Linked DNA regions of Homo sapiens: all the other regions are linked to region 1. A link is an interaction called in ENCODE POLR2A ChIA-PET data of the cell type or tissue named here. Cell type or tissue: Caco-2. All regions are shown on one strand. Region 1 has its middle 37 kb from the start of INIP. Region 2 overlaps SNX30 (sorting nexin family member 30). Region 3 overlaps SNX30 (sorting nexin family member 30).

Region 1 (4,000 bases):
CTAACACGGTGAAACCCCGTCTCTACTAAAAAATACAAAAAAAAAAAAAAAAAAAATAGCTGGGTGCGGTGGTGGGTGCCTGTAGTCCCAGCTACTCGGGAGGCTGAGGCAGGAGAATGCGGGAACCCGGGAGGCGGAGCTTGCAGTGAGCTGAGATCGAGCCACTGGACTCCAGCCTGGGAGACAGAGCCAGACTCCGTCTCAAAAAAAAAAAAAAAAAAAAAAAAAAAAAGAGCAACATTCAAAGCAAAGGAAACACCTGCACAGAGGCAGGAGGAAAGCAGGTTTGTGGGCGTTGTGGGGAGACCAAAAGCTCGATTTGGCTGGAGCACAGAGAGACATGTCTAGGCAGATAACTGGAAACGAGGCTAACCGGAGGTTAGATCCATTCCAGAGCATCTGGAATTCCAGGGTGCGCCAGACCTCTAGCTTGGTACACAGCGGGGAGACATTGAACATTTGTGGGCATAGGCAGGTACAGAGATGAACCCATCCAGCCCTCATCAGCTCTTGGGAAAGGGGAACATGTGAGGTACTAAAAGAATATTACTCTTCATGTCTGCAAATTCAGAGACAGGTGTGTTCTGTTTACATCTGCCTTTCAACTCCAGCCCCATCTGTCTTCGCTTTCTCTTGCATTTAGTTGTTGGGTCCTTCCCCAAATTTCTCTCTGTTCACCTCCCTCCCCTATCTACCTTTCTTTCCTCCAGTTTTCTTCTGTATCTCTAACTCCAAAAGCCTTTTAAGAAGGAAAAAGCGGCCGGGTGTGGTAATTCCAGCACTTTGGGAGGCTGAGGCGGGGCATCACGAGGTCAGGAGATTGAGACCATCCTGGCTAACACGGTGAAACCCCATCTCTACTAAAAATACAAAAAATCAGCCAGATGTGGTGGCACACACCTGTAGTCCCAGCTACTCGAGAGGCTGAGGCAGGAGAATCGCTTGAACCTGGGAGGCGGAGGTTGCAGTGAGCCGAGATCGCGCCAATGCACTCCAGGCTGGGCGACAGAGTGAGACCCGGTCTCAAAAAAAAAAAAAAAAAAAAAAAAAAAAAGACGGAAAAAGCAAGGCATCCTCACAAAATATTCATTTAATTTTCCCAAGAGCTCAGTGAAGTAGTGAAGTGGATATTTTAGAACTCTATTCAGCATGACTTTCCCACTTCCTAACATTACTCAGATTTGTATTGGCCACGCTCCTTCCCCAACAGCCGGTGTCCTTCAGGGGAAGCCAACAGTGCCCCAACAACAGGAATGGGCCTTACATGCTCCGAACCAGTCAGGGTCATTCCTTATTGCCACAGTGATTGCCTCAGGTAACTCGTGCCCACACCAGTCAGCATGTGGTATTTCCACACCACAGGAATTGGTTTAGGATTGGAGGCATTGCTCAAATGAGACTCCAGGAGGGGTTTGCTGCGCTTATGGAAAAGAGGCAGTCACCTTTCTGAGACATTATCAAAAGGGACTCCCTCTCTAGATATGCAAAAGGAAGCAGATTGTCCTGTGTTTTTTGCAGCCACCTTGTGACCATGAAGTGGAGCAAGTTTTAAAATGAAGCCACCACTCTAAAAGGTACAGCAGAGAAACGCAAAGAAACTGGGCCCTTGATGACATCATTGGGCTGCGGAGCCCAACAGTCCCTAGGTGCTAGCTCCCCTTCCTGTGGAATGCCCAGTGAGGGGAGGTCATAAATCCTTGTTACTGTTTAAGCTGGATTGAAGTAGGTTTTTGTCACTTGTCATAGAACTACCCTCATACGAAGTGTACTAACTTGCTAGCCTCTTAGCCACACATCTAAGCCAAACTCCAGTACACCAGTCCCTCCTCAAGCCCACACCATGCTGCCTCTGCTGCCTTCCTGACACCTTTGTTAATCACCACCCAGGTCAGTTGCCTCCCTTGCCCTTGCGTCTGTTCACTCATCTCCCCTGCACCTACCTGCTGACCTGAACCCTTCCACGACACGGCCTTTCCTGGTGATTTCCCTCTTGGTATCTCTGGAATTCCTTTGGTTCAATCACCAAAATATCTCTAGTATTTCCAAGCCATTCCCACTGTCCCCTTTGTCTCCACTCTTCTTCCTGATACCCTGCTTTCTCAGGAAATCTGTAGGTCTTTGGTACCTCTCAGGAGGAGGTAAGCTGATATGTTTGCCTTCTGGCTGTAGATTCAGCTAGTTTCTGGCCCACTCACCGTTGCCACTCCAGAATATTGTTTTAACTTCATTTCAGAATTCACTTCTTAAAAACGCATGTCTCCTCCCTGCTTAAAAAAAGCCAGGCCAGGCTGGGCACGGTGGCTCGCGCCTATAATCCCAGCACTTTGGGAGGCTGGGACAAGTGGATCACTTGAGCACAGGAGTTCAAGCTCAGCCTGGGCAACATGTCAAAACCCTGTCTCTACCATTTTTTTTTTTAATTAGCCAGGCGGGGCATGCACCTGTAGTCCCAGCTACTTGGGAGGCTGAGGCGGGTGGATCACTTGAGCCCAGGAGGTCGTGGCTGCAGTGAGCCATGACTGCACCACTGCACTCCAGCCCAGGCAACAGAGCGGGACCCTGTCTCCAAAAAAAAAAAAAAAAGCCAGGCCCACTCCAGCGTCATAATTGCCAAGAACCGTGTGGGGGTGCCCCCTCATATCCCCTCAGGACCCTGACTCTTTCATTAGCTTCAGCTCCTCTGCATTACTCCTGCTGCTATCCTGGGGACATTGCATTGACAGCCACCTTGGTGTGGGCTGAACAATACGCTCCTCCTCTCAGGTCCTTGACATCCTCTGCACCTCAAGGCTGCCTTCTCCTCTCTGCGGTCACCACACTCTGGCCCTTCCCTGAAGCTGAAACTGTATATCCCTACCCTTCTTCCCATCATTTCTGCATCCTCTTCTGTAGCCACATACCTTGAGATTTCACATTGTCAGTTACTTTCTATCTTTCCACAGGCTCATGCTTTTGGCTTATATATTTGCACCTATTAAAAGCCCTCCCAATGATCTTATGTCTTTTTCAAGCCTGGTCTAATCTGGCCCATCACCACCAGACTGTATTTACTCTCTATAGCACCTCCCACCACCCCATCTAACCTCTCCTCCTGCACTTGTGACCATATACGCTGCCTTTCTTACTGTCACGGATGAATGGTTCACGCTCCTTTTGAAGGCTGTCTACTGTGTCTTCCCTTGCTCTGCATCCCATTCCATTACTGCCCTATTCCTCTGCATTCCTGTATAACTCCCGCCAAGAGTTGTCTATGCTGCCCATCTCCAGATCCTCTCATCCCGTTGTCTCTGGAGCCCACTCCAGTCAAGCTTCTGTCTCCACAGACTCACTGAAATTATCCTTGGAAAACTGCCAGTCATCTCCACTTGGCCAAATCCAATGGTCAGTTTTCATCTCTATCTTACTTGAACTCTTAGCATTTTACACAACTGATCACCCCCTCTCCTTCTTGAAACGCTGTCCCACTTGACTTCATCAACACCACACTCTCCTGGTTTTCCTCCCACCTTACTGGTTGTTCCTTCTCATGGTCATTTGCTGGTTTCTCCTTCCAAGTGCAAAACGCTGGAATAGCCTAGAGATTAGCCTTTTCATCTCTTCTCTATCTACAGTCATTCCCTGAGTAATCTTATCCAGTAGCATGGCTTTTAGGTACCAACTATCTTTTGATTACTTTCAAACGTATATCACCAACCCTGATACCCCACTCTGTGGTGGGCAGTCTCCAAAGATGGCTGCCATCAATTTCTCCCATCCCTGTCAACATATGCCACTGTTCTCATCAAAAAGTGGAGTCTGTTTTCCTTCCCTCACATATGTGCTGGCCTTGTGACCTGTTTTGACAAATAGGATATGGCAGAAGAGATGCTATGTCAGTTTAGACCTAGCTTGAAGAGGCCTGACAGCTTCTGCTCTTGTCCTCTGTGGAGAACCAGTCACTATGTAACACATCTGACTCCCTGTGACCGCCATGCTGTGAGGAAGCCCAAGCTAACTATGT
Region 2 (4,000 bases), 190 kb before region 1:
TTATTGGTCCTTTAAGTTAATTGAAGTAAAGAAACTTTAAATTTACAAGCTAATATTTATCAAGCAATACAAATTCTTTTGTTTACCTCAAAATGTAATACTAATTCCATAGTAAACAACAATTTTTTTATACACAGATATATGAAAAAAGTGGACAAAAACCTCGTGCCAGCATCAAAAAGTCAACAAAAAAACGATTCTTTTTCCATTTTACAATCTCTGGTTTCCATAACAAACAAAAAAAAGGGTGACATTCTTTTTAAAGTTTGGTAGCTTCATGAAACAAAGACTTCCATCTGTAAATAAATCACTTTCTTATCAACACACTCTCTCAAGCACTTTTTTTATCACAGCTTTTGTTTTGGCATAATGGCAGCATGGAGAGAAGGTAACATTTACACGGTGGACTACATCAATACCTCAGAAGGTTTTTATTTTAAAATTTTAAACGTAAAGAATGACTTTTAAAAATAAGATGACAGTCCATAATGTGGACATGTCCAAAGCCGAAGTTTTTAATCTCTTCTTTAACAGTTAAAATACAAGTTAGAAAGTTTGCTGGCAGTTTATTTCACAGGAATATATCAGATGGACATCATCTCTCAATGCACTCCCAACTCACAGCAATGAAGGGAACAGGCACACAGAAATACAACAGACAGGGAATCCACCAGACTTCATCCAAACTTCAGGGGTGTCTAGGCCAAAAGCGCCTTTAAGAGATGCTGGTTTGTTATTGGATAAAGGCCGAGATGACAGAGCCACTGCTTCATCACACTGACTCACATTTTGGTTTGCAATCCACTTTCCTCTCTCCTCATTTCCACATGGAGGAAAAAAAGTGATTTTCCTTTCCTCCTCCCAGTAACATTTCTGACTGAAGTGTTGGTCTAAGACTGCGAACAATCAATCCTGTCCAACAGGGGTGTTGCTGGGTGTCACCTACTAGGACCAGCCTACAGAGAGCCCAGAACCACCTGGTGTGGGAGTGCTGCTGCTGACAGAGAATATGCAATGCTCCTCGCCACTGGTGTTAACACTAAAGGCTCTGCTAAAATGGACTAAATTACATGAGTCAACATCATGTTTTCTGTTTTTGGCATTTCAACCCATAGAGAATTTCTATCTGAAACAAGCTGCTCTGAGGCTTGAAGATACCCCCCAGTATCTTCAAAAGCTGTTCTGCAGAATCAGGAGTAACATTTAATACTGTTGTCATCTATAGCATTCTTTGTTTCTACGTGATTTGTCAATGCCGATACTATATCCTCTAAAATCAAAAGTATGCCAAAAGGCACTAATCTTTCACACTTAAAAAAAAAAAAAAGGTTTTGTGGTCCCTGTGTTTCCTTACATTATCAAAAATATCATTTGGCAAAAGCAGTCCTTAGTTTTCCCCTCCCCAAAGCCAACCCTAGTGATGGCCCTCACTTTCTTGCTTGTTTCTTTAGGGGGCCTGAGGACTGACTATGTTAGATCTCTATATTATTGAAGCTGAACAACTGATTACATTTCTAAAACTCTTTCTACCCAGGACTTTTAAAACACTAGGTGAAGAAGAATAAGGCATATTAGTAGGTACGGACAAATTCTCAAAAAAGTAGAGTTGGGCTTTGAAAAGTCTGTGGCATTTTTTTAAATTCTGGATTTGTTGATTTTCAAGTGCTAAATACACAGAATGTTTATATAGGAGACAAATATCTTATTGGTTTGTTATTTTTTTAAAGCACTTATTTACAGACTCTCTGTAGTAGTAAAAACTACCTGGAAAACATATTTTTCTGCCACACAGAAAGGGTTAGACAGTCATACTCAGGATGTATCTCAAATTATGATGAAGAAAGAACAGTCTAATCCCCTGCAACAAAGCCCCCACCCCAACCTTTCTAACACAGACAACTTACACACACTCTGATACATGTAACTGTGAGACCAGGCATCTCTCAAACAAAAAGCTGACAATCTACAGGGTGGGTTGGTGAAAAAATGGATTCCTGGTTTATTCACTGAATTGAAAAGATCACAAGGCAGAACAAGGCCGAAGAGAACAATTCCAACACACCCAACGCAAGCTGTGAGGCTGGCCCAGGAGAGAACATTTTCCTCAAATTTACTGATACAGGCCTCCTGCCATCTGACAGACAAGACACAAGAAATGAGAGGGTGTGTCCATCTGCTGCCATCTTGAAGGCTTTTGGAAGTGAGACAGGAAACCCAAGCTCCCAACCTAAGTTTGTAAATGAGGGTGGCCAAAGCAGGGTTGCCCCAGCCCTATAATTGGATCACCCAGTTTCCACAGGTCCTTAAAGTAGGTGTCTGGGAAGGTGGAGTCCAGACTGGTATGCCCTGTCCTGACCACAGGCAGCCCATCTTCTGAGAAGAATCACCCTCAGTGCAGCCAGCAACCCATCTGGCCAGACTGGAACCCAGTTCTAACCCACCCCAAGACCCAAGGAGAAGAGGCTGACATAGGCCTTGGAGGTTGCTCTTGACTTCCCTCTTCCTCCTCTCTCACCAGCTCAAGAGAGAACGTAAAGAATGACTGTCCCGCAGTCCAATGAATGGTGTCAAAACAGAGCCCAATGCCTGTGATTTCAAAGCTAACGATGGCAGGACCAAGTCACACAGTAACTCTGGATGTTCCTCGGGCTGCCATCCCAAAATTCCACTTGCAGACTGCCACATGGTCATCGTGCCCTCCTCTAAAGCAGAACTTCCTGTTATTTGATCACAAAAGGCAGCCTCACAAGAAGTGAGCAGCAGGTGTGCATTCATTCAACTTCCCCATGTGGAGTGGGAACTGGGAAAACCATTCAAATCAACAACATCTAGAGCACACTCTGGGTGGGGCTGAAATCTGGCATGAAAACAGACTTAGCTTACAGTCACCATGATCTCCAGGTCATGCTGGTTTATTTCAACTAAAGAAAGGTGTCTGGTGAGTTGAAGGAATGACGTGGTGGAATATGGAGCCAATCATCTCCATAATCACACTTTAAGGTGAACAGGATTCATTATAAAACTTTTATTAAAGGATAAAACCCAATGCTAAGCCTGGCTGGGTGGTATGTTCCCTCCCCATTGAGGAGCAGTGGTTCCTCGCTCTGAGCAGAACAGCCTAGAATGTTCGTGTAGATCTACCACATTAGTAAGAAAAAGCAGTGCCCATGCTTGCTACAAATCACAAGGCTCTCTTAAACATCATTTGCGTCTCTAAAATCTGCTCAGTTCCTAGGACTCCTCTCTTCTGTCTTCCTCTGGATTTTTAACCCGGGCGAATGAAATCTCCCACTTTCCAGGCCTGGGGCGGCTGCTAGGGAGGGCCTTGTATTCCACTGCCATGTATTCAAGCCTCAAAACCTATGTCTGTCTGCTTGAGGTAAAGTAAATAATAATAATAATAAATACTTAAGAGAGGAGTACTGATCTCAGGGCCACAATTTTGTGAAGTCAAGAAGTGTGAGGTGATGAGACCTCTACAAGGCAGTCTTTGGCACAGAAGCCTCCGTGTGACACTTCTAGGGAATATCTCTTTTGTGCTTGGTCAAAACGAAGAGGCAAATGGTTGGGACTGCTGGCCCTCAGAGGCCCAGGGGAGCCTGCTTCACCACCTAACGTCCCCTTCCTTCTGGGCCAGCCTCCTCACCTCATGAGACACCAGCCTGGAGGCTGGGAAGGAATCCTTTCTCTGGAAGGACTATTTCTCCCAGAAAATCTGTAATGTACACTGGACTTCCTGGCTCTGTTATCAATAACATGCCAGGAGGACATAAAGTTTGCCTTGTTCCAGGTCTTTCTGATATCTTACAGCACAGGGCATCACATGGGGACCAAGCAGAGCAAGCCCAAATCCCACGGTGCCTGCCTCCCTTCAGAGCCAGCCATCTGCCTCTCACTAGGAGAGGGAGTGACCGCGTGCGTCCCACGCCCCTTCCCACATCTCCCAGTGAGGAACCTGGTAAATTTTTTCAAGTGCTGCCTTCTTTCCCAACTAACCATT
Region 3 (4,000 bases), 84 kb before region 1:
TTGGGAAAAAAAAAAGTACATGTGCTTAGGAAACAACCCAATGTCCATCAATGGATGAATAAACAAAATGTGGTATATCCATAAAATGAAGTATTATTCACCCATAAAAAGGAATGAAGTAACACTGGAGGGGTGGAGGAAAAGGAGAGATACTGGTCAAGAAGTGTGAATTTTCCATGACAGGATGAATAAGTTCTGGAGACCTAATATACGGCATGGTGACTATAATGTATTTTATACTTAAAATCTGCTAAGAAAATAGATCTAGGCTGGGCGTGGTGGCTCACACCCGTAATCCCAGCACTTTGGGAGGCCGAGGCAGGTGGATTACGAGGTCAGGAGATCAAGACCATCCTAGCTAACATGGTGAAACCCCATCTCTACTAAAAATACAAAAATCAGCCAGACATGGTGGCGTGCACCTGTATTCCCAGCTACTCGGGAGGCTGAGGCAGGAGAATCACTTGAACCCAGGAGGCAGAGGTTGCAGTGAGCTGAGATCGCGCCACTGCACTCCAGCCTGGGCAACAGAGTGAGACTCCATCTCAAAAAGAAAAAAAGAAAATAGATCTAAAGTGTTCTCACCACAAAAAGGCAATTATGTGAGGTGATGGATATGTTTAGCTAGCTTAATTGTGGTAATCATTTCACAATATTTAAGTGTATCAAAACATGTTGTACATCTTAAGTCTATACAATTTTTGTCAATCATACTTCAATAAAGCTGGAAAGGGAAAGGAATGAAGTACTGATACATACAACATGGAGGAGGCTTTCAGACACTAGATTAACTGAAAGAAGCCAGGCACGAAAGGCCACACATATTGTATGATTCCATTTATATGAAATGTCCAGAATAGGAAAACTCCAGAGACAGATGGCAGATTAGCAGTTGCCAGGGGCTGGGAATAGGGAAAATGGACAGTGTTTGCTCACAGGTATGGGGTATCTTTTTGAGATGATGAAAATGTTCTGGAATTAGATAGCAGTGACCATTGCATTATCTTGTGAATATATTCAAAACCACTAAAATGTATGCTTTAAAAGGGTGAATTTTATGGTATGTGAAGTATATCACAATTTGTAAAAGGCATACATGCCTTAGAAAATCTATAATTTTTGACCTACTTTTCCTCAAATTCCTGTTCTATTCTTGCCATCATTCAGCCAGTTCCTAAAGCCAGTGACCCTAGAGTCTCTTCCACAGTGATCTTTCACTGTTTGTCCTGCACACCTCACAGCTGCTTCTGAACCCGGTAGCTGGAATTGGGACTTCCTTACTGTTTCAGTCTCCTCCCCAAGCCACTGTTGATTGGCCCAGGTTGAGCTCAGTTGATCAGCCTAAAGGTAGGCACGTGACCCAAGCCAGGTCTCCCTGACCTTTTCCCCTGGGAAGATAGACTCACTCCCTTTCTGGAGGCACAGCTGTGCAATGTGAGGGAGGCGCGCTGCCACAACTCCCCCTGCGTCGATGATGTTAGTCTGAGAGAATAAAGCCGACCCTCAGTAGCATTCAGACCCCTGGTTCCAGCTTACTCCTACGTTAAAGCAAGCCTGTCTATAGGCTCACCTTTTTGCTAAGTTAATGCAAGCTAGATATCTATTATTTGCAAGCAAACCACTAACCAGTACACTCTCTGAATCCAGTGAGCCAAAGCCCTACTGAAACTGCCTCCCCCAACCTCCCACTGCAACAGCCTTCTTCTTGGACTCCTTGCCGCCAGGCTCCACCCACCCAATCCCAGCTAGTTCTTGATCAGTGACTCTAACCCCAAACACGGCCCTGTTCCTCCCCCGCTTAAAACACTTGATTGGAATGAAAAGATTAGCCAGGCACAGTGACACATGCCCACAGTCCAAGCTACTCAGTAGGCTGAGGTAGGAGGATTGCTTAAGCCCTGGAGTTCTAGTAAACTATGATTGTGCCACTGCCCTCCTCCACCCTGGCCAAAAGAGTGAGACCCCATCTCTTTAAAAAACAGCAACAACAACAACGACGACAAACACTTAATTGGTCTCCCAATTACTCAGGTTAAAGTCCTTACTATTTGCCACTACAGACCACAGCCAGGACCCTACCAACCTTTCCAGCCTCATCAATCCCCTTGCTCGCTGTGCGTGCATCACTTGACACTGCTAAGCTTTAGTATGTGCTGGTTCTTCCGCCTGAGTTGCTCTTCCTTCTGTCCATTTGTAAGACATGTATTCCTTCATTCTCCAGCTCAAACATCATCTTCTTTGGAAAAGCCACCATCCTCCAAAGCAAGGTCTCACCCTACTTTATTCCCTATACATAACTTTCATCATCTACATGGACATAGGGCATGGAATGACAAAGGAGACTCGAAAGGGTGGAGGAAATGGAAGAGGGGTGGGTGATGTGAAATTATTGAGTACAATATACATTATTTGGGTGATGGGTACCCTAAAAGCACTGGATTTCACTACACAATCTATCCATGTAACAAAATTACATAGGTACCCCGTAAATTTAAACAAATAATTTTTTTTTTTTTTTTTTTAGTCAGAGTCTCACTCTGTCACCAGGCTGGAGTGCAGTGGCACAATCTTGGCTCACTGCAATCTCCAACTCCCTGGTTCAAGCGATTCTCCTGCCTCAGCCTCCCAAGTAGCTGGGATTACAGGCACGCGCCGCCATGCCCAGCTAATTTTTGTATTTTTAGTAGAGACGTGGTTTCACCATGTTGGCCAGGATGGTCTCGATCTCCTGACCTCGTGATCCACCCTCCTCGGCCTCCCAAAATGCTGGGATTACAGGCATGAGCCACGGCGCCCGGCCTGTCACTCAGGTTTAACAAATAATTCTTTTAAAAAACATAATAACTGGGCCAGGTATAGTGGCTCACATCTATAATCCCAGCACTTTGGGAGGCCGAGGTAGCAGGATCGCTTGAAGCCAGAAGCTCAAGACCAGCCTGGGCAACATAGTGAGACGCCTCTCTCTACACACACACACACCAAAAAAAAAAAAAAAAAAAAAAAAAAAAGTTTAAATAGCAAGGCACACCATACACCACTAGGAGCTAAGACTGGTCAGGAGCTGAGGACTACTCAGGAGGCTGAGGCAGAAGGATCACTTAAGCTCAGGAGGATTTTGAGGCTGTAGGAGCCAAGATTATGCCACTATACTCCAGCCTGGGCAACAGAGCAAGGCCCCATCTCTAAAAAATATATATATACATATATAAACTGTAGCAGATGCTGTCAGTGCCCCACCCATACAACCCCTCACCCTGATCACACTTCAGTGCCCACTGGTCTGACTTCCACCTACCAGCATCTGCATGTCTTGGCCTGACCGCTTCCCCTGGCCACTGAACCTCCTCTGCCCACCCATGGGGCAGGCTAGAAAGCACCTGGTGATTCACGTCCAAACACCCCACCCAAGCAGCCGTCAACCAATGAGTAAAGAGAGCTGCTGTTTGAAGACCCCAGCTTCCTCACCTGGAGTGGGAATAACCGAGGCTCGTGCTCCATGCTGGCTCCCAGCGGCTTCCTCCGTGGGGTAAAGCTCCAGCTCTGCTCAGTGGAAACTGGCTTGGTAACGTCGCCTCTGCTGATTGCCTTCCCTTCCCTGTCTCGCTGCCTTGCTCCTCTAATGCCAGTTCCTTCAGCTCTCAAGCGAACTATGGGCGATTAAATGCTTTCTCAGGGTCTGCTTCTAAGGCAACGACAAGACTTAGCACTGCTGTGGCCTTTACTGTGCCCCAGACACTAAACACCCAGCTAAGCTTCAGAATCCCCCTGTAAGATAATCCCAATTTTAGATAGGGGAAACAGAGGCATTACAAGGTTAAGAAACTTGCCCAAGGCCACAGAGCTAAGTAAATACATGCAGCATTTTTCACATGCTACCGCAACCATCTGTTGATGTGTCTCTCTTCTTCACTGGACCATTAACCTCTCGGGGGAGAGATCTTCTTTATCTTTCTCTACAGCCCCAGCATGTAGCACAGAGCCAGGTATGTAGCATATGCTC

Evidence for each region. Peaks named below come from ENCODE experiments on the same cell type or tissue, not always from the same donor. Only the 100,000 strongest peaks of a DNase experiment are listed, where the experiment ranks them.
Region 2: POLR2A ChIA-PET joins it to region 1 with 9 read pairs; 3 of 35 experiments call an interaction of 5 or more read pairs at or near these places.
Region 3: POLR2A ChIA-PET joins it to region 1 with 6 read pairs; 3 of 35 experiments call an interaction of 5 or more read pairs at or near these places.

The regions. Positions count from the first base shown.
Region 1 is chr9:112,678,838-112,682,837 of GRCh38, reverse strand. No RefSeq gene overlaps it. Among named protein-coding and RNA genes, the nearest start is that of INIP, 37 kb to the left of the region's middle. In Caco-2, no CTCF peak of the experiment used is centred here; DNase peaks (open chromatin) are centred at 1,647 and 1,917.
Region 2 is chr9:112,870,965-112,874,964 of GRCh38, reverse strand. It overlaps SNX30 (sorting nexin family member 30), which reads right to left. Exons shown (of 9, transcript NM_001012994.2): 9 at 1-4,000. Among named protein-coding and RNA genes, the nearest start is that of SLC46A2, 18 kb to the left of the region's middle. In Caco-2, no CTCF peak of the experiment used is centred here; no DNase peak of the experiment used is centred here.
Region 3 is chr9:112,762,369-112,766,368 of GRCh38, reverse strand. The region is part of intron 1 of SNX30 (sorting nexin family member 30); the gene reads right to left. Among named protein-coding and RNA genes, the nearest start is that of SNX30, 14 kb to the right of the region's middle. In Caco-2, no CTCF peak of the experiment used is centred here; DNase peaks (open chromatin) are centred at 1,318 and 1,748; H3K4me3 peaks cover 464 bases.